Linked DNA regions of Homo sapiens: regions 1 and 3 are each linked to region 2. Evidence: chromatin loops called from intact Hi-C (ENCODE). Cell type or tissue: Calu3. All regions are shown on one strand.

What was found. Peaks named below come from ENCODE experiments on the same cell type or tissue, not always from the same donor. Only the 100,000 strongest peaks of a DNase experiment are listed, where the experiment ranks them.
Region 1: a loop joins it to region 2, with 7 times the contacts of the local background. A loop is called at or near these places in 20 of 110 quality-filtered maps.
Region 3: a loop joins it to region 2, with 6 times the contacts of the local background. A loop is called at or near these places in 6 of 110 quality-filtered maps.

The regions. Positions count from the first base shown.
Region 1 is chr6:126,166,590-126,174,589 of GRCh38, reverse strand. It overlaps a transcript of TRMT11 not described here. Among named protein-coding and RNA genes, the nearest start is that of CENPW, 170 kb to the left of the region's middle. In Calu3, a CTCF peak has its summit at 3,515 (motif pointing right); no DNase peak of the experiment used is centred here.
Region 2 is chr6:126,029,102-126,037,101 of GRCh38, reverse strand. All of the region lies in intron 12 of TRMT11 (tRNA methyltransferase 11), which reads right to left. Among named protein-coding and RNA genes, the nearest start is that of TRMT11, 47 kb to the right of the region's middle. In Calu3, no CTCF peak of the experiment used is centred here; a DNase peak (open chromatin) is centred at 3,291.
Region 3 is chr6:126,109,332-126,117,331 of GRCh38, reverse strand. It overlaps a transcript of TRMT11 not described here. Among named protein-coding and RNA genes, the nearest start is that of TRMT11, 130 kb to the right of the region's middle. In Calu3, no CTCF peak of the experiment used is centred here; no DNase peak of the experiment used is centred here.

The DNA.
Region 1 (8,000 bases), 140 kb before region 2:
GGGAATAAACACCTCTGTTTGTTTTTTGTGTAAAGTGCTAAGTGCCATATAGGCAAGCGTGGTTAGGAACAGTGTGGCTTTAAGGTCCTGAGGCTGAGAGAAGCATCAACATTTTCCTCATTATTTGGGTAGAATGCCATAAGGAAATTTCCATATTTTGGTAAATTGAAGGGCATGGTAGCCCAGCAGATGTCAAGAAGTACAGATACGAAATTCATACCCTGAAATGTCTGGCAGCTTTTTGTGGGCTTCCTGACATTTAACCAGCAAAGACTGTAGATGTGTCTGAAATAAGACTGTTCCTTTGCTTTCTGTGACTTAGACTTTTCTGGGTTTGGAGTCTTCTGGGTTTAGAGTTTGTAAAATAAAGATCAGAATGCTTGCAGCTACACCTTCACCAACACTCCACCAATGCCATTCCTGAGGATAGCCTATGAGGAGTGGGCGACAGTGGGGAGTGAGAGGCTGCAGAAAGGTGAGGAAGGAACATGTGTTGCCAAGGCCAGTGCTCCAAATAAAAACATCAGGTTCTGGGATGGAACTTGAGATTCTGCATGTCCAGCAAGCTCCTAGGAACACACTTTGAGCAGCCAGGACCTTGGATCAGTGCTTCTCACACTATCTGTTGAGAAGGAATAGCTCCCCCACCCACATGATCCCAGGCAGGACTCTGCTCTTCTGTTCCCCAGACATTCTCCTGGGGCAGAGAAAGAGGCCACAGTGACATGACACACTAATCACTTCTGCAGCACACCAGGAACCAGATGCACCATCAAAAATTCTGCTGGTTTCCAGGTTGGGCATATGAGGAAAAAGACAAAAAGAATTCTTCACTTCACTGCTTGAGGCCACACAGTCTCTGTAACACACTGAAGGATGCTAAGTTCCTTTGGTTTTCCTGCAAACAACCGCTAACACCAGTCTTGTATTTAGAGTAGGATTTAAAATCCATCCACAGCCCATACTTTTTAAGGAAGCAAATCATGGGGTTGGCTTCCCATATGCTTCTCATCTCTGGGGTCTGCTTACCAGTTGACTTCTCATAGCATGCTTGCCCCGACTGCCTTGCAGTCTTTTCAGATGAAATTCAAGATTCTCCGGTAACTGTAGCAGGACAACTCCTAAGATCAGCGACCTTCCAAATAACCTTCTCATTCCTCTCATGTTCAGAGAATGGGAAAGGATGCCAGAAAGCTATGTGAGGGTGAATGAGGGCCAGAATTGTAATTTATATCTATGACCTGACAGAAAGGTGGAAACGGGGAGAATGTTACTCAATACTTTTTTGCACTGTACTAATCTCTCCTCAAGGATGCTTTGCCAAGACAAATCATATATTTTTATATAAAGCATCTACCATTTCTACTCCTTTGCCATAAACAGGCATTTCAAACTTAGCAAGGGCAAGAGAACTTTTTTACTAGAATAGAATGTTAGCTCCTTGAAGACAGAAATTCTGCTAGGCTCATTTACTGCCATACCCTGAGCACCAGAATAATGTTTGGCACACAGTAGGTGCTCCGAAAACATGTGTTGGCAACTACCTAACCATAATGGTAATGAGGGCATTGCGAGGCCTCATGACATATCTTCTCTACCTACATATTGTACACATCCTTCTTACACCCCGGTTCACCTCCTGCCAGCCTTTCCTGACTCTTCCCACATTTTATAAACTCCCTTCCCTTCTGTGCAAATTTATTATCTTCCCAGTATCCTCACCTCATCTATATGCCTCCTTTGTTCTACATTTTCTCTGATCTTGCATGTATCAGAGACTTTTACAGCATAAGTTTAAAAACTTATGAAACAGTGAGTGTTACAGCTCCACTGTCCCTTCTAAGCTTACTGCCTAGAACCATGAAAGAATGAAGACTCTAGTTTGCAAAGATTTCCTGCAGAGGTAACAGCTGTGAGTACAGCAAATATTGGACGGATGGGACACAAAGTCACGCTAACAGTATTGAAAGTGTTTCAATAAGACAGAAAAAAAAATACACTTGAAGAAAATGTCCTACTTCACACTTTTGACCAGGGCTAGAATAAATCTGTGAGGAAATATTTGTTGAGGCTTTATGTGATTCTGAGCAATCTGTGAGGTAAAAATCACATAACTACCGGGGACTCTTTTCAGATGTAATGAAATGCAGCCATGGTCCAACCTTGACTAGAGATTCTGCATGGGGGTTCTGCCACATGATGGGAAAGACAGATGGCCCACAGGATTAGTGTTTCTCTGCTCACATAACTTCTTGGAGTAACACTCAAGAACAGACCAAAATGACATCTTATTCTAAGTACCTCCCTTTGTCGATGTGACACCTCAGCAATCCCCCCACAATGACAGAATTTTGGCTCCTCAGCTAAACTTAATGATGCAGAAATAATTCAGGACATGAAAACTGAGGGGAAAAAAAGGTGCTGTACTAAGCAAAAACCACTTAGGGAAAATACCTTTTTTTTTAAATTTTGATCAAGTAATTCAGCCACTCCAAACAATGTAATCATGTTTGTGTTTCTCATTGAGCACTGGTGAAAAACATTTAACCTTTTTTTAAAAAGCCCTTTAAAGGCCAGGTGTGGTGGCTCTTGCCTGTAATCCCAGCCGTTTGGGAGGCTGAGGCGGGTGGATCACCTGAGATCAGGAGTTTGAGACCAGCCTAGCCAATATGATGAAACCTTTCTCTACTAAAAATACAAAAATTAGCTGGGCATGGTAGCAGGCTGCCCGTAATCCTAGGTACTCGGGAGGCTGAGGCAGGAGAATCGTTTGAAGCCGGGAGGCAGAAGTTGCAGTGAGCCGAGATCACACCATTGCACTCCAGCCTGGGCGACAAGAGCGAAACTCTCTCTCTTAAAAAAAGAAAAAATCTTTAAAGACACAGTTTCTCAAGATCCGATTTTAAAACTACAACATTAAAGTATCACCACCTAATAGTATTGTCACACCCTCCACTCTTGTGACAAATTGTTTTATGACTATTCCCTCCCCAGTTCTCACACTAAGAATACTATAAGAGCAGTTAAAAAAAAAAATCTTGGTTTCAAGTTTTCTTAAATCAGCTACAGTTCAACAACCTGAAATAATTAAAAATAAATTAGAACCTAATGTTCAGTAACCCAATCATAGCATGTGGCTAATTGTGAGTATCCAGTCAACACCAGCACCAAGTTCTGATGAAATAAAACCATCCCACTGACATATCCCCGGCACCCACCACCCCCAAGACTCTTAGGATACAATGTCTATCTATCACTTGCCAGGGTTACTTCCTTCTGTTACCACAAACACTCCCATTGCCAGCAAAAGCCTTAATCAGTCTTGAGAAAAAAAAAAAAGTAAGCGAATCCTGCTTTTGCTTTCATAACGCTATAAAAATACATATAGCCTCCTTCGATAGTTATCTATCTCCCCAGTTATGGCCTCCCCAGAATAAATTCTGGTGGGTTTAAGTAGATGAAACCAAATACTTCGAAGTTCCTCTTTCCATAGTAATTACTTACCTCACAACCAAAAGAGGGCAGCACTGAGGGCATCAGTAAAGGAGGTCAAAGTTAAATAGCATATTTAAGTGGGGATCAACCTGCTCATTAAAATCACCTGGTACAGTAAAAAATACCATCCCCAGAGTTTCTGAATCAGCTGCCCTGAGGAGGGACCTCTAAGGCATTGACATTTTATTGATGCTTCCCAGGTTATTCTACTGTGCCTTGTAACCAAAGCAGTTTTCACTTTATGTTTTTCCCTTATTTTCACTTATTAAAATATTTCACTTATTTTCACTTAGTAAAATAGGTTTTCCCTTATTTTCAGCAAAGTTAAACCTGGAAAAACCCCCAAAGAGCATCGAGATTGTGCTTCTCAAACTTCCATGAGGGCACAGATCAGCGGGAGATCTTGTAAAAATGCAGATACCACGTCAGGAAGTGTGGAGTGAGACCTGAGGTAGCACAGTTCTGGCGAGCTCACAGGTGTGCCTCATCTGAGAACCACACCTTGTTCTCCCTGTTAACTTTACTAGATAAAAAAAAATGAGACCCAGACAGAGACTGTGGCTTCCTTCAGGTAATACAGCCAGCGAAAGAACAAAATGTGATCAGAACTGAACATAATGACCTCTGTCTTGGGTTACCACAGCAGCTGACATATGGAAAGAACATCCACTGAATTTTCTATGGGAAACTGGGAGAAAACTAAGTGATAAGGAAATTTTGGCAATTTCAAGTATAAAAAACTCATAGTGTAAAGTTAGTGTAAATAAACTAGGGAGAGGGTTACAATTAAAAAAGTAAGAATCAGTTTCGGGTTTTTTGGTTTTGAAGCAGGAGGTATGAATGCATGGTAAGAGAATAAAACAAACTGAACAGAAGTGAAAAATAAGCAAACCCTGTATAATAGCACATGAAAAAGGGCACAGAGAGGGAAAAAATGAAACAATAGAAAATAAAAGACACCAGGCTGACAAAAGGAAAATAAGAATAAAAGTAGAGAGCTGGAAAATTAGACACAGGTTCTAAAATAAAAGGAAAATACAGCAGCATGGAAAGGAACAAAAAGAAAAATCTAATGAGACGGGAGGATTCCTGGAAAAAGACTATATAAAATAAATTGCAAGAGAGTAGAGACCATGAGAAGGTAAAGTACTAAAGACAGTCAGGAACCTGAACACATATAAAAAAAAATTTGTCTTATTTAGTAGAAAACAGAAAAGAAGTTGTATTTCATGAAATATCATGGTTTTTATTTTTCCTGTTTATATTTTTTAAATAACAAAAAGTAATTTCTCCATTACCAGCTGGGACCTGAAAGATTTGCACAGTTCTAGGAAGGGGAAGTAAGAACTCTTCTGAGGCTACCATCTCCTCTAGGCAGAAGGAGTTGAAAAGAAAACAGGTTTAAGTCCAAAAGCATTCCATTTTTTGTGTCCTATGTAAAATATTATGGGACCCAGAAACTCTTCACCAGCCAGGTGACCACATATTTTACCACAGCATGAGAGACAGGCTTTTTTGAAGAAGCCATAACTCCAGCTTTATGAACTGATCCAGGCAGTCAAAACCAAGAGGAATCATCTTCAGGAGGAAACGTTTCCCCTGAGCATGTATCTGTGAAAACTAAGTTCAGACTGATGAGTCTTTTCGACATGGGTAACACTAAGCACCATTGTTGCCCAAATACATTTAGATCGTGGCTCTAGGGAAGTCCCTTTAATTACATATTTCCACTGACCATTTCCATTCACTAACCATAGCTCATTTCCAATTCCAAAACATCACTTAGAGTCTCAAGGAAGAAAAAAAAATATTGCAGAAGTTTTCTTTCCTATAGACCAAACGTTAAAAATTCAAATGCCTACAAGGACAGGGCAGCTCACACAAATGGGTAAAGCTGGCCTGCCTTAATAAGACTGGGAGCACGTGTCACATTAAAAGGTAGCTCCATCTACCCAGTTCCAGTATGCAGAAATGCAGACTCAGTGCTACCACATGCACCTGCATTCCAGGAGACTGAAGAAATGCAGATTCTTAGGTGCGATCTCCTGATTTTTAAATGTTAATGATTAGTTTGTTCGTTTGTTTGGTTTGATTTTGGAATAACTTTGCAATTCTGTTTTAGATCCTGCATTTTCGTTGGAAAAGATGGAAAATTTTCTTAGCAATCAAAAAGGAAAGAAGTAGACATAATGGTATGAGACAAGTGGATCCACCACAAGTAGACTCACCCATAAAATAAAGCACAAGTGGTTTGTACTTTTATAACATTTCTTTTCATGGCAGGGCATGGTGGCTCGCACCTGTAATCCCAGCACTTTGGGAGGCCGAGGCTGGCAGATCACAAGGTCAGGAATTTGAGACCAGCCTGGCCAACAGGGTGAAACTCCTTCTCTACTAAAAATATAAAAATTAGCTGGGCGAGGTGGCACACTCCTGTAATCCCAGCTACTTGGGAGGCTGAGGCAGGAGAATCGCTTGAACCCAGGAGGCAGAGGTTGCGGTGAGCCAAGATCGCGCCACTGCACTCCAGCCTGGGTGACAGAGCAAGACTCCTTCTTGGAAAAATAAAATAAGACCTCTTTTCATCCAAGGAGAGGGAAAGTGGCAATTCTAACATAATGGCCAATATGATCAGTAGGATACAGCTGGCAAAAACTTAGCCTCACTTCTAGCATTTATTCCTATAGCTCCATATATTGAGAGCATTTTCTTTCCATTCACCAATGACATGTCATTCATATCATTAACAGAAATAAGTTTAGTTCTTAGATTTTGACTTGAAATCCCCTGGGTAGTCCCTTTTTACTCAGTATCAACGACTGTTGGAGAAACCATAAAGAACTCCCCCTAACACTGGTTCTGACTACACAGCTTTTCTAGGAGGGCTGAGGTTGCCGGTGTAAGAGAAGGAGTTCCACAGCTTCACTGTTCAGCATTAATATTCACTGATAAAAAGAAATGTGTTTCTTAATATGATAACCAGCTCCTAGTCTCCTGAGGCTCCACTGTAGCTGAGTTTCATGAGGCCCACATCAATCTTCCAAAACACATCTGAAGCCATGCAGTTCACATTCCAGCTATAAATGGGAGACACTGACCCAAGTCCAAACAAAAACAAAAATCATCCAAAACCTCCTCTTTCCAACATCACAGGCTTCTGAATAAAATGTTTACATTCTCCCAGGCTGGAGTTCTTCCAGACAGGGCTGGAAACCAAAGTCACAGTGAATATCAGAGGCTGACTGATTACAAATCAGGAAACCTACCCAGAAACATATGTCCGAGGTGGAAAAAGAAGGCTGGTCTGTTGAGCGTATGAAGACTGGGAAATACACATATGTGCTGTATCACTTGCATACATTTGAGAAACTAATGATTATCCATAGGCACAAATACAGACACACACCATATACACACACATAAGAGCATTGCCTTCTCCTCAAAATTCACTGATTCCCATACTTTATTTTTTAGATAAGCTGAACACACAATAGCAAATTAATGTTTTAAGAACCATAACAGATGGCTGGCAAGATGGCTAGGAAGAGCTCTGGTCTGCAGCTCCCAGTGAGATCAAAGAAGAAGGCAGGTGATTTCTGCATTTCCAATTGAGGTACCCACTTCGTCTCATTGGGACTGGTTAGACAGTGGGTGCAGCCCATGGAGGGTGAGCAGAAGCAGGGTGAGGCATCACCTCACCTGGGAAGTGCAAGGGGTCAGAGAACTTCCTCCCCTAGCCAAGGGAAGCTGTTAGGGACTGTGCCATGAGGAACAGTGCTATCTGGCCCAGACACTATGCTTTTCCCATGGTTTTCGCAACCCACAGACCAGGAGATTCCCTCGGGTGCCTACACCACCAGGGCCCTGGGTTTCAAGCACAAAACTGGGCAGCCATTTGGGCAGACACCGAGCTAGCTGCAGGAGTTTTTTTCATACCCCAGTGGTGTATGGAATGCCAGCGAGACAGAACCATTCACTCCCCTGGAAAGGGGGCTGAAGTCAGGGAGCCAAGAGGTCTTGCTCAGTGGATCCCACCCCCAATGAAGCCTGACAGGCTAAGATGCACTGGCTTGAAATTCTTGCTGCCAGCACAGCACTCTGAAGTCAACCTGGGACACTTGAGCTTGGTGGGGGGTGGGACACTGGTCATTATTGAGGCTTGAGTAGGCAGTTTTCTCCTCACACTGTAAACAAAGCCTCCAGGAAGTTCGAACTGGGTGCAGAACCCACCGCAGCACCATGAAGCCACTGTAGCTACACTGCCTCTCTAGATTCCTCCTCTCTGGGCAGGCCATCTCTGAAAGAAAGGCAGCAGCCCCAGTCAGGGGCTTATAGATAAAACTCCCATCTCCCTGGGACAGAGCACCTGGGGGAAGGGGCAGCTCTGGGTGCAGCTTCAGCAGAATTAAATGCTCCTGCCTGCTGGCTCTGAAGAGAGCAGTGGATCTCCCAGCATAGCGCTCGAGCTCTGCTAAGGGACAGACTGCCTCCTCAAGTGGGTCCTT
Region 2 (8,000 bases):
TCTGAGAATATAGGTGATGGACTAAGGCCATGACAGCTGAGGAGCCCACCAAGAAAGAAGTAGAACTGGATGAGAGGTCTTACTAATGAAGGCCTATTAACTAAGGATATATTTCAATGGCACAGACTTTTCATATCAAGAGGAGGTGTAAGAGCCACAGGGAAGCTGAAGGATAACAAAACCCTGAAAGAACAGATGACTCCACAGGTAGACTCAAGTCTGGTCCACATATCAGGACTGTGCCAGGATAACGGCAACACAGAACAATGTTCCACCATTTAACGTCAACTACTTCAACTTTCATCAAAAGTCTGACTGAAGTCCATCAACTACTCCTCCAGGTATTCGAAATTCTGTCCTTATGTCAGTAAGATCACTAGAAAACTTGATCACTTCCTAAGCTGTGTTAGCTTAATCCTGGCAGAATGTTTTTCTTCGGTTTTTATTTTAAAGCTATGTCCAGATGCTGTCATCTTTTCAGCTACCATGTTGATCCTCACAATTCTTGGCATTGTTCCCCATCCAGTCATCAAAATCAGAAACCTGCGTCAAATCCCTCTTCTCAGATTTGGTCAGTCCTAAAATCTTAACTCGTATATCCTAAACATCTCAAATCCACTTCTCTCCACTCATAACTCCAACATTTAATCTAGGCCTCCCTCATCCCCGCCTCTTTTCCGTAAATGGCCAGCTGCCCTGCCTCCAGTGTTTCCTTCCCTAGTGTATTCTCCATACTGAGACCAAACCTAATTTATTAAAATGCAAATTTAATATGCCAACCGCTTGGCTAAAATCTAAATAAGTTCAAATTGTCCATAATTCTCAGGCTTTCCCTTGATATCTGGGGCTTACATTCAATTACCTATCACTTTGCAGAATGACATCTCACTTTCCTCTGTACAAGGGGAATCAGAATGCAGTCAGGTATTCTAGCTCTGCCCTCATGTCCACTATTCTCCTCATGGCCCCTCTAGGCCATGCAAGATCACCTCCCCCTCAAACTGCCTGTGGATTACTTCATGGAATATTCTAGAACTGCAGTAGTAAGGAGGCTAAGGTAGGACAGAAATGTGATTCCAGCAAGCTGACCCAGGCTCAATTACTAGCGTGCCTAGCTGACCTAAGCTGTGGTTATGCAGCTCACAAGAGGGAGGCAGAAGACAAAGCCCAAAGCACAATGGAAGATGGGCTTCCTCTACGGACCAAAGGAAGGGATTAATAAAATAGTTTATCTTTGACCAGAGGGATAGAAATAGGGCAACTATTGGTAATAAAATCAGAGAATATAAAGATTAGAGTCAGAGACTGGGAATGAACAGCAAAAGCCTGAAAAATCCAAAAGTAATGATTAAAATGTATGCTAACGATTATTGAGAAAACACTCACTACTTAAGACATTCTTTTCTGTAATAGTTTAGACCTCTCAGAATAAAGGCAAAATAAGCCCTTAACCGACCATGTGTTCTATTCAGTGCTATGGGGACACGGTGGCAAAGACATACATGCTACTGGAGAAGGTGGGAAAGATCATTAACCTTAGAAATGCAACTCCTGGGGAGAAAATGCTATTTTCTTATTTCCCAGGTAGTAGAGCAGAATCAGTGTGAAGTGTATGTTTGGGTTCTGTGCTAAAATGTCCCCTTTCTAGAAGACCAAATGACTCCTGATTGCAAAACACAACATCTATCATTTATAACAGAAACTCTGGAAAACCCAAAAGCTCCAAATCCCTTACACAGCCAGAGATCTGGCAGGCGCCAGTCTATTATCTAGCAGCACAAGTCCTGCTTCGAGTAAGACATTCCAAGGACTTTGGCTACTATTTTCACTTAAGTGGAAAGACCATAGTTCATAAAATATTTCTCACGAAACACTCAGTATGTCTATGGTCCAACACATATCACATATAATCATACATATAAATACCACATATCTATGAACAATACACATTTAAAATATACCCAGACCATACGAAATATACTATACTCTATGCAGCATTCAGAACTTTTATTACCTTAATGCTAAAAAAAAATGGCAAACTCATTTTTTGTTTTCTCTTTTCTCTCTACCTCTCTTTCATCCTATCTTTGGTTTAGTTTGCCAGGGCTTACATCTGAGACGATGATATTCAACTCTACATATTTTTCATCACCTTTTCATGACTCTTCTCTATTCACATTCCCTGCGCGTCTCAACCAGGAATATCTGCAAGTTGTTTTTTTTTCAGCACAGTATCTCAAAGGCCAAAGTGCTTACTTAAAAGGAGAAGAGTATCCTCAGCAAACACAATCTTTGATCTCCCCATTAACTCAAGCTCATCCCAGTGTTTGACTTTTGGTTTCGCTAACATTTCTAAATCTGTCTACCACTATTCATTGTGATATCACCTACGTATCATAAAACCCGAGTTCTGCCAAAGTTTAGTAAGCAAAACCTATTTGATGGAAAAATAAAAACACACAAGAATTAGGAAATGGCAAGAGAGAAGACTATGGTGATAAAAAGACTACAATTTCCAAATTTCTTAACCATTGATAGTAATTAAGACGATATGAATAAAATATTAAGACTATTGACTATACTATTATCATTTTTTATAATCAGAAGAGTTTCTGTAGGTAAATTTGTGCTAGCCATAAATGGCTACATAAGGAAGACATACAGCATTCAGCCCTATCATTTATCCTTTTAAGACAATCAGCAATTGTAAACATTATAAGAAATACACAAGTTATGATTCAAGAAAGGAAGATATATTTCCTACCAAACTATGTGTTATTACATAATTATTTAATTTTCCGTATCTTTTTGCAGAAAAGTATCATCTAAATTTTACAGATAGGGACACAAGGGGGCTAAAGAGTTTAAATAATCTACCACAAATCACACAGCTGGTAAGTAGCATTGCCAGAATTGTAGCCTAAATCAGACTTCAAAACTCATGTTTTTCCCATTGTGATTCTCTTTTTTTTTTAGTAGAAATTACATCAAAACAATGGCTAAAGAGTTAATTTCCCACATGGTGGATTAGTGGGTCATTCAAAATAGAGTTTGACATTTAGAGGACATTCCTCACTGAACAGCAACATTATGGTAGCACATATTTCAGATCTAAAGTTTTAGGCAGGACTCCTTTAACCACTGTCCCACCCAGCCAATTTCCTGTCCTATCAGTACTGCTAATTCTAAACATAAACCACTCGAGGAATTTTAACACACTTGCCAAAGAAACCAAAGGAAGGCTTACAAATTGGTAGTTAACTTTCATGTGTACACTACCCTCTGCTGGCTGGAGCATAGCAATCCTTCTTTAGAGTACTTCCTGATGTGAACTGAAATAGCTTACAGCACAGCAGACCATGCATCTGCCAGGAGCACCGTTTTGATAGCTGTTTGTGAGTCCCGGATTGCTGTAAACATCGAGAGTCCCACAGTCCCAACATGACCAGGCTGGCCTTTTCCTCAGGGAATGTTAGCATTTATTCACACCATTTCATTTTTAAATAATGATGGAGAAATAGACAACTACATATTCACCTCAGCGATTCTAACGTGTAACACTGTCTCAGTGTCCGACCTAAAATTCCAAACTACTCTCTAGAACAAGAAAGAAAGGTATATAAACGTGACCTTATTCAAGTCAATCTATGTTTACAACTATATATCAAAAATACAGCATTAAAAAGAACCCAAAAAGATGCTAAAGCGATTTCAGCCACTTATAATAAATTTTAATCTAATGGGGAATTCATTCTCAAGAAAATAAATCAAGCTGTATGTTCTGTAGTCACATTTGAAACTGCTGCTTTAAACACAACTCATGACCCTCTGGATTATACTGTGAGAATACATATATAAAAAAAGTTTCTCAAACTGACCATCATAAACTGCTCAGACTTCCAACATACGAAAGATTCTTCATTGAGAATTCCACTTAGATAAAACGATCCTCCTAATTACTGCCTTCTCCCAGTATTTGCTATTCTCTTTTATCACCTCCTTCTTAAATAAAGGGAAGGTGTTATAATTTTCCACAATACGTCAATTCAGCTGCTTTATTGGTTTGCTTCTCATGAGAAATGAGGCCTAGGGATCATAGGATTAAAATGTTTTTGTCCCACTGATTTTTGAAGAGTAGTATCAGGGTAATGATAAAATTCAATGTATTTTCAAACAGAAAACTTTTGGCTACCATAACTATCTGTTCCTACTCTTCCTTTAAATGGATGATTTAAATACCACTGATGTGATTGTTTTTATTCTAGAACAGCCTAGAGTAATCACTTAAAAGTCAGTATTCTTTCCATAAATATTTATTGCATTGTGAGCAAAAGAGTCAAGTTCCGTGAATTCACAGAGCTTGTACGTACAGTGGTGGGAGAGACAGACATTAAACAATGTACATCCAGACATATACTTACAAACTGTGATTAAACACTGGCAAGAAAAGAATATGGGAAGAATAGAAGGAAACACCTATCCAGAAGCGGTGAAGGGAAAGGACAAGAAAGGCTTCTCTCAGGAAGTGACATTTATCTGAGACCTAAAGGATGAATTAAATTTACTCATATGAAAAGAGGGGAAGAAAACATTCTAGGAAGAGGAAACACAGTGCGTGTGAGAAGACTCTGAGACTAAAAGGAGGTAAATCCATTCTGGGACCTGAAAGACTACGGCCAGGGTGGATAACAACTGGTAAGCAAAAGGGAAGGTGGCACAAGATGAGACTGGACAGGCCAGAAGTAGATCAGGCTGACATAAAGGTTATGTAAAGGATTCTGAATTTTATTCTAAATTCCGCAGAAAGCCATTGATGAGATTTAAGCAGAGGAGTTTCCTTATCTATTTATATTCTGAAAGATACTCTGGCCACCATGTAGGGCATGGAATGGAGGGAGAAACTGCAGAAGCAGAGAAATCAGTAGAAGATTATTACAGCAGCCTAAGAAAGCAGTACTGCCCCATGGTCCTGGGAGTAGGGATGGGGAATAAAAACATATACAAGAAAACAATCATCCGCTCAGTTGTCCCAAGCCAGATTTCTGAAACATCACCCTTAGCTCATCTCCCTCACCCCAATTATCCAATTAGTCACCGAGTCCTGCCATATCTACCTCCCCGCAAAATTCTCAATTCCAACAAGTCCCCTACAATCTCTATTCTAGCTTCCTTGGTTTATAGCCTCACCATCTTTGCCTGACTATTCCAGGAGCCCCCTCAGTAGTATCACAGCTAACTTTCCACAGCTCAAATTCACTAACACAGTGAAGCTAGGAGGACCTTCACAGAACACAGAGCTTCTGCCACTCTCCAAACATCCCTATGGGCTTGCCCTTTTACCAACAGGATAAACTTGAAACTGTTCAGTAGGTAAGGTCCCTCAACACTGGGCTTCCCTCTCTTTAGTCTTCCAGGTCATCTCCAGCTGATCCTCCCCCACTGCTCAGTATTTCCAGCTACACTGAAGTCCAGGGTTCCCCACATATACCACAATGCCTCTCATGCTTCTGTATCTTGCTTAAATTTTTGGCTTTCCAACCAAATTCCCCATCTCTTTTGCCTCAAGCACCATCTCCTTAGGTAGGTGCTTTCCTATGTTCACACAACACCTCTCACAGATCACTACAGAACACAAGATGCTATGTTGGAATATGGTTTGAGTGGCCATTTCTCCTGATGTGCAAGTTTTCTAAGGATAAGAAGCCTTAGTCTGTTCAGCCCCAACACCTGACACGAATGGTCCCATAAACACATGTTGCGTGATGAAAACTATGGCCTTCCTCTCAAGGAACAGGTAATTAAGTAAGAGAAATAAAGTATACAAAAATAGGAAAAGTATATGAATGTAAAAATTGTTAAGCAAATGGCTTTTTTTCCTATTTCTCATAGTACCTTTTCTAAAAGTTCACCTGTCCTCAATTCTTACATTTAGTATCTGCTTATTTACTCAGCAAAAACAAAAACAAAAAAACTTGCATCCTTCTTTACAGAGCAAACAGCAGTTATCAGATATGAATTTCCTCAACCTCCTTGCCCCAACCACCATGCCCATCCTCTACTACAAACTGGCTCCTACTCGCTTCACTGTAAAGTCTCATCTCCTGCACCGCTCCCTATCAATATAATGATCAAGTCAAAATTCTCTCCTGGTGTCCCTTCATTGCCAAGAGTTAATTTAATAGAATTCCTGAAACTTCAGTGAAAATATCTAACAATGGTCATCAATTTATAAAATCACTATTCTTTAAAAATAAGATATTTCCACTTTCTAGAGGATGAAGTTGCAGAGCTCTATAGTCATTCAGCAGAAAACCAAATGGCTTCTATTTTAATTGTAGGTCAGGTTTAAGCTGTCCTTTTACTCACTGACAGTTCCTGATAATGATATAATGATTTCTTCTACCTCCCTAGTATTAACCTTAAGTCATTTATAGTCTCAAAGTGACAGTAGTTTATACAAAACAGCAGCTTCATTGCAAACGCTTGAATACAAATGGCTTATGAAATTTATTCTATGATAAGTGAAAACCAGTGATGCTGTCACCATAGTGAAAGCCACCAAACTAGAAGTGTTCATCCAATTTTGTGGGGAAAAACTTTTTAGATTCATGGAACCGATTAAAGCTATGATATACATTCTTAAGTAAGGTGTGAGGAAGAAGGCAAAGAGATGGAAGAGAAAAACAATGGGTCGGTTTATTTTCTTTTAATCAGCAGAGAGTGAAATGAAATGTAAATGACAGTGCTGAATATAACGGGGCTCAGTTCAGCTTCAGGGTAATTACCCATGTCCAGCTTTTGTTTAAAAATCCTGCTCTCCTTATCAAAGCTTCCCACTGTTCTACATCTGGTACTGGACAGTAGCTATAGAAACCACTTGTGCTAAAGTTATACAACTATAAACAGCACCAGGCCATTTCCAAACCAAGGACAAGCAGGTCAAAAGTCTGGCATCCAATACTATTAAGAGAAACCTCTAGCATTATTCTTAATGAGAACAAGGTACCATTGGAAATCTTCATCCTTGAATTAGGTATTTACATATAATCTATACTTTTTAAAAATTTCACTACATGATAGTAAGTTACCTAAAATCTATGAAAGTATTTTAATACGTATTAAAATCTTCATATCTAGAGTGCTCAAAATGAGTGACAATGATTAAACTTTGACATCTGGCACTCAACATGTAATTTCTTAATACTTATAAAAAAAACATTGGGGATATTAGTCCTTATCATGACAACATAGAAGTATTAACACTTTCTATATGCTATCTACTAGAATCTGTACTTTATAAAAGTCAAAACTTTATCTTAAATGATAAAAGAATACAAAGTCAACACACTAAACATTTAATGACTTGTTAGTTACTGTATCTAATATTTCATTAAAACTAAAAATCTTGTTTAACACCTTCTTGAGTAGCAATAAATGAGTAGCAGACCAAAACATGTGCAGGCATGCACATATATATGCTCTCACTTTAATGTAGAGACTATTCCTCTCCTAGGTGAGTTTTTTAAATTTCCATAATCCATTAAAAGGATAATTAATAAAAATGAGTATGCATTTATACAAAGATCAAAACCAGGCAAACCTATATTGCTTAGGGATGAATTCAATAGTGGTAATATTACAAAAGAAAAGCAAGACAATGATTATGATTACCGTAACAGTCAGAATAGTGGTTACATTGCAGGGGGAGGTATTTATGATCAACAATGGCCACAAAAGGGGGGATCTTCTGGAGTGCTGCATTACTCTATAACCTTGACCTTGGTGGCAGGTACATGGATGTTCACTTTATAATTACTAAAGTGTACATTTATGTCTTATGTAAAAAATACGCATTAAAAATCTCAGAGTTAGATTCTTAGAAGATCATAAAGTGGAAAGAGGACATAAGTTTACATGTGAATTTGAATAACACCAGAAAGATAACTCTAAGTTAAATAAACATATGACAAATAAGAAAAATACAAAAGTATACAATGAGG
Region 3 (8,000 bases), 80 kb before region 2:
AAAGAGAGCTGCAGTGTTGCTCAGTATCCAGATTCTAGAACTAAATTTTTTCTGGAGTTAATATAAGTATTCAAAACAAGAAATAAAGATCTCATTGGAGACCAGGAGGTGTAGAATACACAGTAGAGCCTCCAGGCAGTAGTGAATTTCCCCTCAACACACTGGCTACTAGTTACTTCACCTCTTTAGCGAGGATACAAAAAGCAAATGTACAAAAGTAACCCCCAAAAGTCCACCTTTGTTATTGTTTGGCCCACCAATTTGAATCGTGGACCATAGTCAAACTCCTAGGCTACCAGTTGATCCTGGGTACTTCATCTTAGCAAGGCCTAGTTTTTCTTTACATTGTTGTATACGCAAAAATTCTCAGATGGTGACTGAGAACTTTTTGGAATTTTAACACAAAATATCTCCAAAAAGAGAGCTAATAATAGGAAAGTGTCAAGACAGTGAAGGAGTCTAGGAAAATGGTGTGTGAATTTAAATCTCCCTCATGAACATCCAAATTCTACTCATTACAGCTCATTGGTTAATGTATTGCTTGTATAAAACTGTTTGTAAAGTTAAATGTATTAGGTACAGTAGGGACACTTGGACCAAGTGAAACCATCCTTATTTTACAGTTAAAATACTACTGACCAAAGTAGACAATTCTGAAAAAGCAAATCCTAAATGGCTGTCTTAATGAGATACATATCCACGTGGATTTATGACAGGTTACATAAGAACAGACAGGATGGTCTCCAACGTGCCACTCGTGGCACTAGGAGTAGTGAATTAACTATTTGCACTACCCTATTATTAAGGACAAAACCACATATGCTTATGTGTGGACAAACTGTGGGCTTATGGGAAGAAGAAGAGATGGAGGCCAGAAGATTTGTATTATTAATAAATGCCACTATGGATTACTATAGACTATTACTTACTTCCCATTTATCTCTGATTAATACTCTCAGAGTCTCTCAGCTAAGACAGACCTAGCAAAATAATGAAGGTAATAAAGTTTGTATCCAGTGCGCTTTCCTCCCCTATGTCTGTCCACCTCTTCATTCTAGCATCTTCTTCTCACTCTTGTTCCTTGGAAGACTTCCAGCACACTCCCATTGCCCCAAAATGGAGACAAGCCAACCTGAGCCTTCTTGTTATTTGCCTTCCTAGAAAGCTCACCTTGTTGCAGAGCACTGGTTGTTAAATGAGAAGGCATTTTGAGTTAGGTACAGTCAAAGGAGAGAAGAATAGATGTTTCCATATAGCAATTTAGTATAGGAAACTTGCTGGACAAGCATTGAAAATTAAAAAAAAAAAAAAAAAGGACCCTAAGGTAACAGCATTAATAAGCACAAGGGATTACGAAAACCCAGAATCTTGGAGGGGGGAGCCCAGAGCTGGGACTCACACTTCATTGCTGCTGGTATCTCTCAGGGGGTGCAGCAAGACTGATTTGGGGAGTACTCAAATAATCTAGAAACTTGCCTGCCACTCCAGGGTGAAAAGTCACTGCTGAGGTGACACTAATGGGAACAGGAAGAAGCAATACTCTCCTCCCTCTGGCAGGCTTGTGGTCCTCTTCTAGTGCCACCTAAGAGCTAGATGGTGAAAAAAACCCAGAGTCACAAAGTAGAATACAGAAAGGTGCTTTTGAAATAGAGACAATAGCTTAATAACCACACAGGTGATAAGTTGAGCAATGTTCTAATGTTTCTTCTTCTTGAGTAACATGTACATTTTAATTGCTTTACTTCTGATTAAATAGCAATATAAATATTTTCAGACTTGGGCAGGGATACTAAGGACTAGAAAAGAAATGAACATATTTTGAGGGCTAAGGAAATTACCTAAACTTCAAATATCAGGTGACTGAATTTTCCTCTAAGCAATAGCATTCAATCTTCACTGCACATTGGAATCATCTGAGAAGCCTAAAAACTACAAATACCTTTGTCCCACCTCCAGAGATTCTGACTTCATTGGTTTGAACTGCAACCTGGACATGGGAAATATTAAAATACCAAGTGTTTATAACGTACAGGCAAAGTCAAGAACTACAGAGAAGACGAATAATAGTGAGCACAGCTGCCTAGCACTAGCATTTGTGGAAAGGAAAGAGATTTGGAGGTGAAGTATAGGGGAGGAAGCCCTCTGCCTTGAAGGCACTCTCGCTGTGCACAAATACAGCTAATACCCTCCTGAAGGGTGGCTGGAAGGTGGGTATTTAGGCTATGTTAGTACAGTCCCTTAGTGAATTAAGGAGCACAGTATATGGAGGGGGAAAGACACGTGCAGCAATAAATGATTGGCGGTGAGAATGCAAAGGGTAGAAACATAATTCTAAGAGAGAAACTAAAATTGAACCAAGGGAAATGGAAAGTTAATCAATACAGCATAAAACTCGGTGCCCAGGGTGACTTATACCTCTCTTACAGCTCTGTAAATGTGATACCATTTAGTCCACAAGTGTTTGTTTTTCACAGATTTGCTCTTTATCAAGCCTGTTCATCTGTGTGCCTTCTAAAACTGATGTAATATAGCTGAGAGAAAATCTTCTTTGCTGAATAACAAATAAAATATTTGTTAAGTGAATAAACTTACTGAATATCTGCCATCTCTAGATATTGGAGTAGGCCCTAGAAAAAAGCAAAGATGAATAATACATGATTCCCAGTGGAAAGACAGAAAAGACCTCATTTGTTACATGTGGTATATTGAGTAGTATGAAAGATATAAAAAGTCACAGTACACTGCGGAAACTCCCCCTGCGGGAAAGGCACTGTTTTAGCCTCTAGGAGTAACATACAGGTCCCACCTTCAAGGAGCTCACAGTCCAAAATCTTGGGTCATGCAAAAACCTAATGCCAACTGGTACAAGCCACTAATCATGGGCATCTCATCATCCAATCAGCACACAGCTGTCACCCCTAGTAGAGGATCTTTCTAGCCCCACTGTTCTACTTTTTCCTGGATGTCCTCACTGGGATTCTGGATAGTTCTAATATTAACAGAACCCCTTTGATCTGAGCTCTCTGTTCTAGACTGGAATCACTTCTGAGGACTTCTTTCTGGCCTAGATAAGCTTGTCTAGAACAATAACTTTCAAACTGTTATCAGCTGCGACCCGTATTAAGAAATACGTTTTCATCAGAACTCAGTCTACATACATCTGTGTTTGTGTCTGTGTGCAGATGTACAAAAAGCTGATTCAAGTTTCATGCAACAATGCCTTCATCATGACATGAAATGCACTCTGAATTGTTTGTGTACTCTATCCTATTTTAAAATATTTTTGAATGTGCTAGTTACAACTCACTATATTGATTTCATGACCCACTATTGGGTTGCAACCCACATTTTGTAAAGAACTGGGGAAGTCCCTTAAAGTGCGATCCATGGACCAACAGCATTGACATTGCCTGCGAGTTTGTCAGAAGTGAAGACCCTAGACCAACTGAATCAGAATCTGCTCAGATTATTGAGGATCTTTTGAAACTGCAGATTCAGATTCAATAGGTGTGAGGTGGGCCTAAGTTCTCCATTTCTAACAAGCTTCTGGGTGACACTGATGCTGCTAATATTGAGAGCCTACTTTGGGTAGCAAGGATTTAAAGAGAAGACACAAAGCAGATGGATAAAATTGAAATCACTTTTTGAGGCTCCACTCTGTAAGTTCTGTGGGGGCAGAGATATATCTATATAGATCATCACTGTATCCCACGTGCCTAGTAGATTGGCTGACACACAATCAGTGCTCAGTAAATGTAGAATTGATTCATTGAGTAGATGGATGAAGGAATGAATAAATTCCAGTTAGGCTATAGAATCAACTCAGTCTCTCATGTATATGCTAAAGTACAAGTATCACTGTTGGTGAGAAAGGTGAGTCAGATCAGGAACTCACTCCACTGCCTCAACCACTAATGTAGAGGCAGGCAACTCAAGAATTCTTAATAAATAGAAACATATTTGCTCACAAATTAAACTAGCCTCCTATATTGGTTTTTGATTTATAAATAGAAAGACCATACAGTTTATCATCCACATAGAGACTCCAAGATTAAAAGAGGGCCCTGTTAATAAATCAGACTGCCTGGACATGCAGAGACATACAGGTACTCTAGAAGCAGTCAAAATACTACAGCTTCAGGTCAATATGGGGGAACATAACGCCCCTCAAACCACTTTGTTTATACTTTAGTGATAGCACTTAGCACATTGTATCATGGTTGTTTGCTTAATGCCTAGGTTCCCAAATGCAATGTGAGTACCTGAAGGCCAGGGAGGGAGTTCACCTCTATGTCTCCAGTGTCATCTAGGACCTGTCCACTCAGATGCAAAAAGGTCTATTGAACAGATTTGGTGGTCTAGAAACACACAACCTACCTTAGTAATAGGTTATCTTGACTGTAGCCAACATAGAAAACCAGAAGACATTGGGATAAACTGATTCAAGGAGACTTGGTTTCTTTTCCCTATAATAAAAAAAGAATACTAAAACTCTGATTTCATGAAAAAAAAAATCTCAGTAACAGTCAATGACTGAAAGAAAGACAATGAAGTAGAGGAACATAGGCAACTAACGATCTGTAGGGGATTTGTGGTAGAAATGACAGATGAGAGAATGCCAAGAAACAGGATCTAGACAGAGTTAGCTAGCAGCCAAGCAAAAATGCAGGATAATTAATAAGTTTCACATTTTCAGAATTGGTTAATTGTGCACCCAGAGATTGTTATTACTACAACCGATCATTGCAGATGGCAAGGCCAGGCTATCTGTAACTTATCCTACAGCCAAAATATCTTGGAGGTACTCCTGACTGGCATCTAGCCAAACTGTGTCAGTTGAAGGAAGCTTCATATCTCTACCATGTCAGAATGGAACCAACTGCCTTTTGAGATAAAACAGCATTCAAATAGAAAACCCTTCAAAAAAGAAAAGACAGAAATAATTTATGGATCCAAAGATCCAAACAGTTGATGTAACCACAGGAATTATTTCTCAGATCTACAGGGACTGAACCATTCCTAGTAGATGTTAGCACAGTGTTGCTGACTGAGTTGGGAGTTTATGCAGGCTCAGTGCTGAATCCAGAGACGTGAATCACTGAACAAATAGCTCAGGTTCTCTAATGGGCAGGTGGTGGCACCAGTTCACTAACCAGAAAGAGATGGGAAGGAGGGTTAAAGCTGAGCTAATAGTAGCTCCCTTAAGACAGCAAATCTTCTGCAGAATATACTCCAGTTTGGGCTTCTTATTCTGGATTTTGAGCTGAATGGTCTGTGTGTCATCTTTTATGCCTTCTCAGCTTAGTTCTTAGGAGTTTAGAAGAGACAGAAATGGAGTAGAAAGAAACTAAGACCATCATTCAGTAATAACTTACCTTACGGCAAGTGCCATATTGTATCACCTCATTTAAGATTCAGAGCCACACTAGAAATTAGGCATCATATACCCAATTTATATACAGTAAGCCAAGAGGCAGAGAAGTTACTTACAGAGAAGGCAAAGAAGATTTCATGTAAGTGGGAAGTTATTGTGCCAGGCATCTGAACTTAGGTCTCTCTGACCCCAAAACTCCATTTGAAATTTCCCCATAGAGTCAGTGGCTCTACTGGGAAAGCCCTACTCACTCCATTCCGCCTTGGAATGATGTGCCCTTCAAACCCAGATGGTACATGTCCTGTGTGAACTGCAGAAATAATACGTGAGTACCCTGGAAACCTGCAGTTTATTATTTCTGTCTTACACTTAAAACACATGGTGGCCACAGTAGTTGGAAACAAATAAGAGGTGATCTGGTGCTGGGAAAGTGAGTAACCATGTAATTAGCAAAGCTAATGTTGTGCAGTTTCCATAAATAACATGCTGTTTACTTTTGTTATTAAGAGACTTTTAATATTAAAAAGTGTGGGGGGTGTCTAAGGTAGACAAGAAAGATGATATCAGGCACCTGGCAAAGGAGGGAAAAAACTTACTCTGAGAAACTATCTCTTCATTGTTTAATGTTCTTTACATCCTTAAAAATAATCCCCTCAGTTTTCCTTGCAGCTTGAGAACTTGATTATTTGTTGCATTGGTTATGAGAGTGGTAGAGTGAGACTTCCACCTGAAAATTTGCCTACAGAGAAGACAGCTTGTTATTATTATCCAAGACAGGGAGTCTCCTCATCAAGATTCCACCCCATGGGGTCTGAGCCATGGCAGAAGAGGATTAAAGTGTTAGATCATGCAGCACAAGCAGTCCCTCCCAGGGTTCTTGGAAATGGCTGCAAACCATCTCTAATCTAGACATTTAAGTCTCCTCCCATATCCTTCATTCCTAACTGCCTGGGTCAAACTCATTTTCTCCTTACCTAATTTTTCTGAAAATGCATTATTCAATATTTCTGTTTTGGAAGTATTCTCATCTTTTTCCATTTTGTGGCTTTGCTATCTAATTTCAAACATAAATCCACTAAGTAGAGTTGACATCTAGTTCCAGGGTCTGTCCAGGGGACTATAGGCATGCAATAAATGTTAAATCATGATGACAATAGATACAAATAGCAATGTGATCACAGTGAAACACTTCATTTTCCTAGTTGCATGAACTCTACAAAGCTTTGACCCCAAAACAGCTTTGTATGCACGTGTGTGTGCACGCACATGCACACACACACACGCACATGTTTCTATGGTTTCTGTTACCATAGGAAGCATTTCCATTCTGCTCCATTGTACGTTTATACAACACCTCATTGCTATTGCTATGGTATCCAGAAACATTGCTTAAATTAAATGAATAGAAAACATCAGGGAAGAAGAAAGGGATTAAAATACAGACAGTTGAAAGAGAACAGAATAACAGAGGGTAAGAATGGGTGATGATTTTTAGAAGCAATTATTTTCTAATGTAATTTTATTCTGGTACATTTCTTTTTGAATACATATTTCACTGAGCATTCTGATTCTCTTCATCCATGTAAAAGCAACTTGGAGGTATGGAAAAGAGACCATATTTCTCAGTCTTAAGATATTCCTGGGAAGGATATGGAGCCCAGGCCAAATCATCCTATGTGTTTCTCAGCACTGCCCAAGTGATGTATAGTTGAAGAATAACCTTGAAAGCAAGAAATTTTCATTAAATGCCCCCCAAAAAAGCCAATAATAATGCCTCCATAGCAGATAAGGTGGGTACAACTGCTATTGCTGATTGCACAGTTGCTGATTAAGAGTCTCAGGTCTTTAGCAGCATCAGCTGATCATGCCATCAAGCTCAGTCCACACACTGTGCCCTGCTTCTCCGCCAGCTGAAATCTTCTGATTCTCTTCCTCAGTCTCTCAGACCCAGCCAGATTTGAGGCTAAAAGTTTAACTAGCTTTCTAGCCCCATCCTTGGTGCCTTCTTCAAGTCATGCTTGGTGCCAACCCAGACCTGGTCTTGTACAATAATTCTGCCATTTTCTGGTTTGTTCCCTGGAGTTAGAGTACCAAGTTCCTGTGTCTGCTTAATGTCCCAAGACATTAAGCAATACTTACATGAGGTTCTCAACATATTTGACCTAATAATACTAATAGATGACATTTGTTCAATGCCACCTATGTGGCACATAAAATATAAATGTATGTGCCAGGCACCACTTTCCATGACTGATCCTGATACTTACAGATCAGGAAGTTAGCTTTTTCAGAATACCCAAAGCTTCTTAAGCAATGGACTTGATTTGAACCCAATTCTGAGGAAATTAGAATCTAAATCAAATTTTAACTTTAGTACATTGAAAAATTGTAGCCTTACATTAGAGCAATCTGTTAACATCACCAATAGCTGGACAAATTAGCATGAGGTGCATCCTGGTATGATGCACTGAGAACATAGCATCACTTCAGTGTCATTCCTGCCCAAAGGGTGTAACTTCGGTGCAATCATGAGGAAGCATCAGGCAAACTCAAATTGAGAGACAGTCTGAAAGACAGTTGACCTATATACCCTTTCTAAAAATGTCAAAATGAAAAATCACAAAGA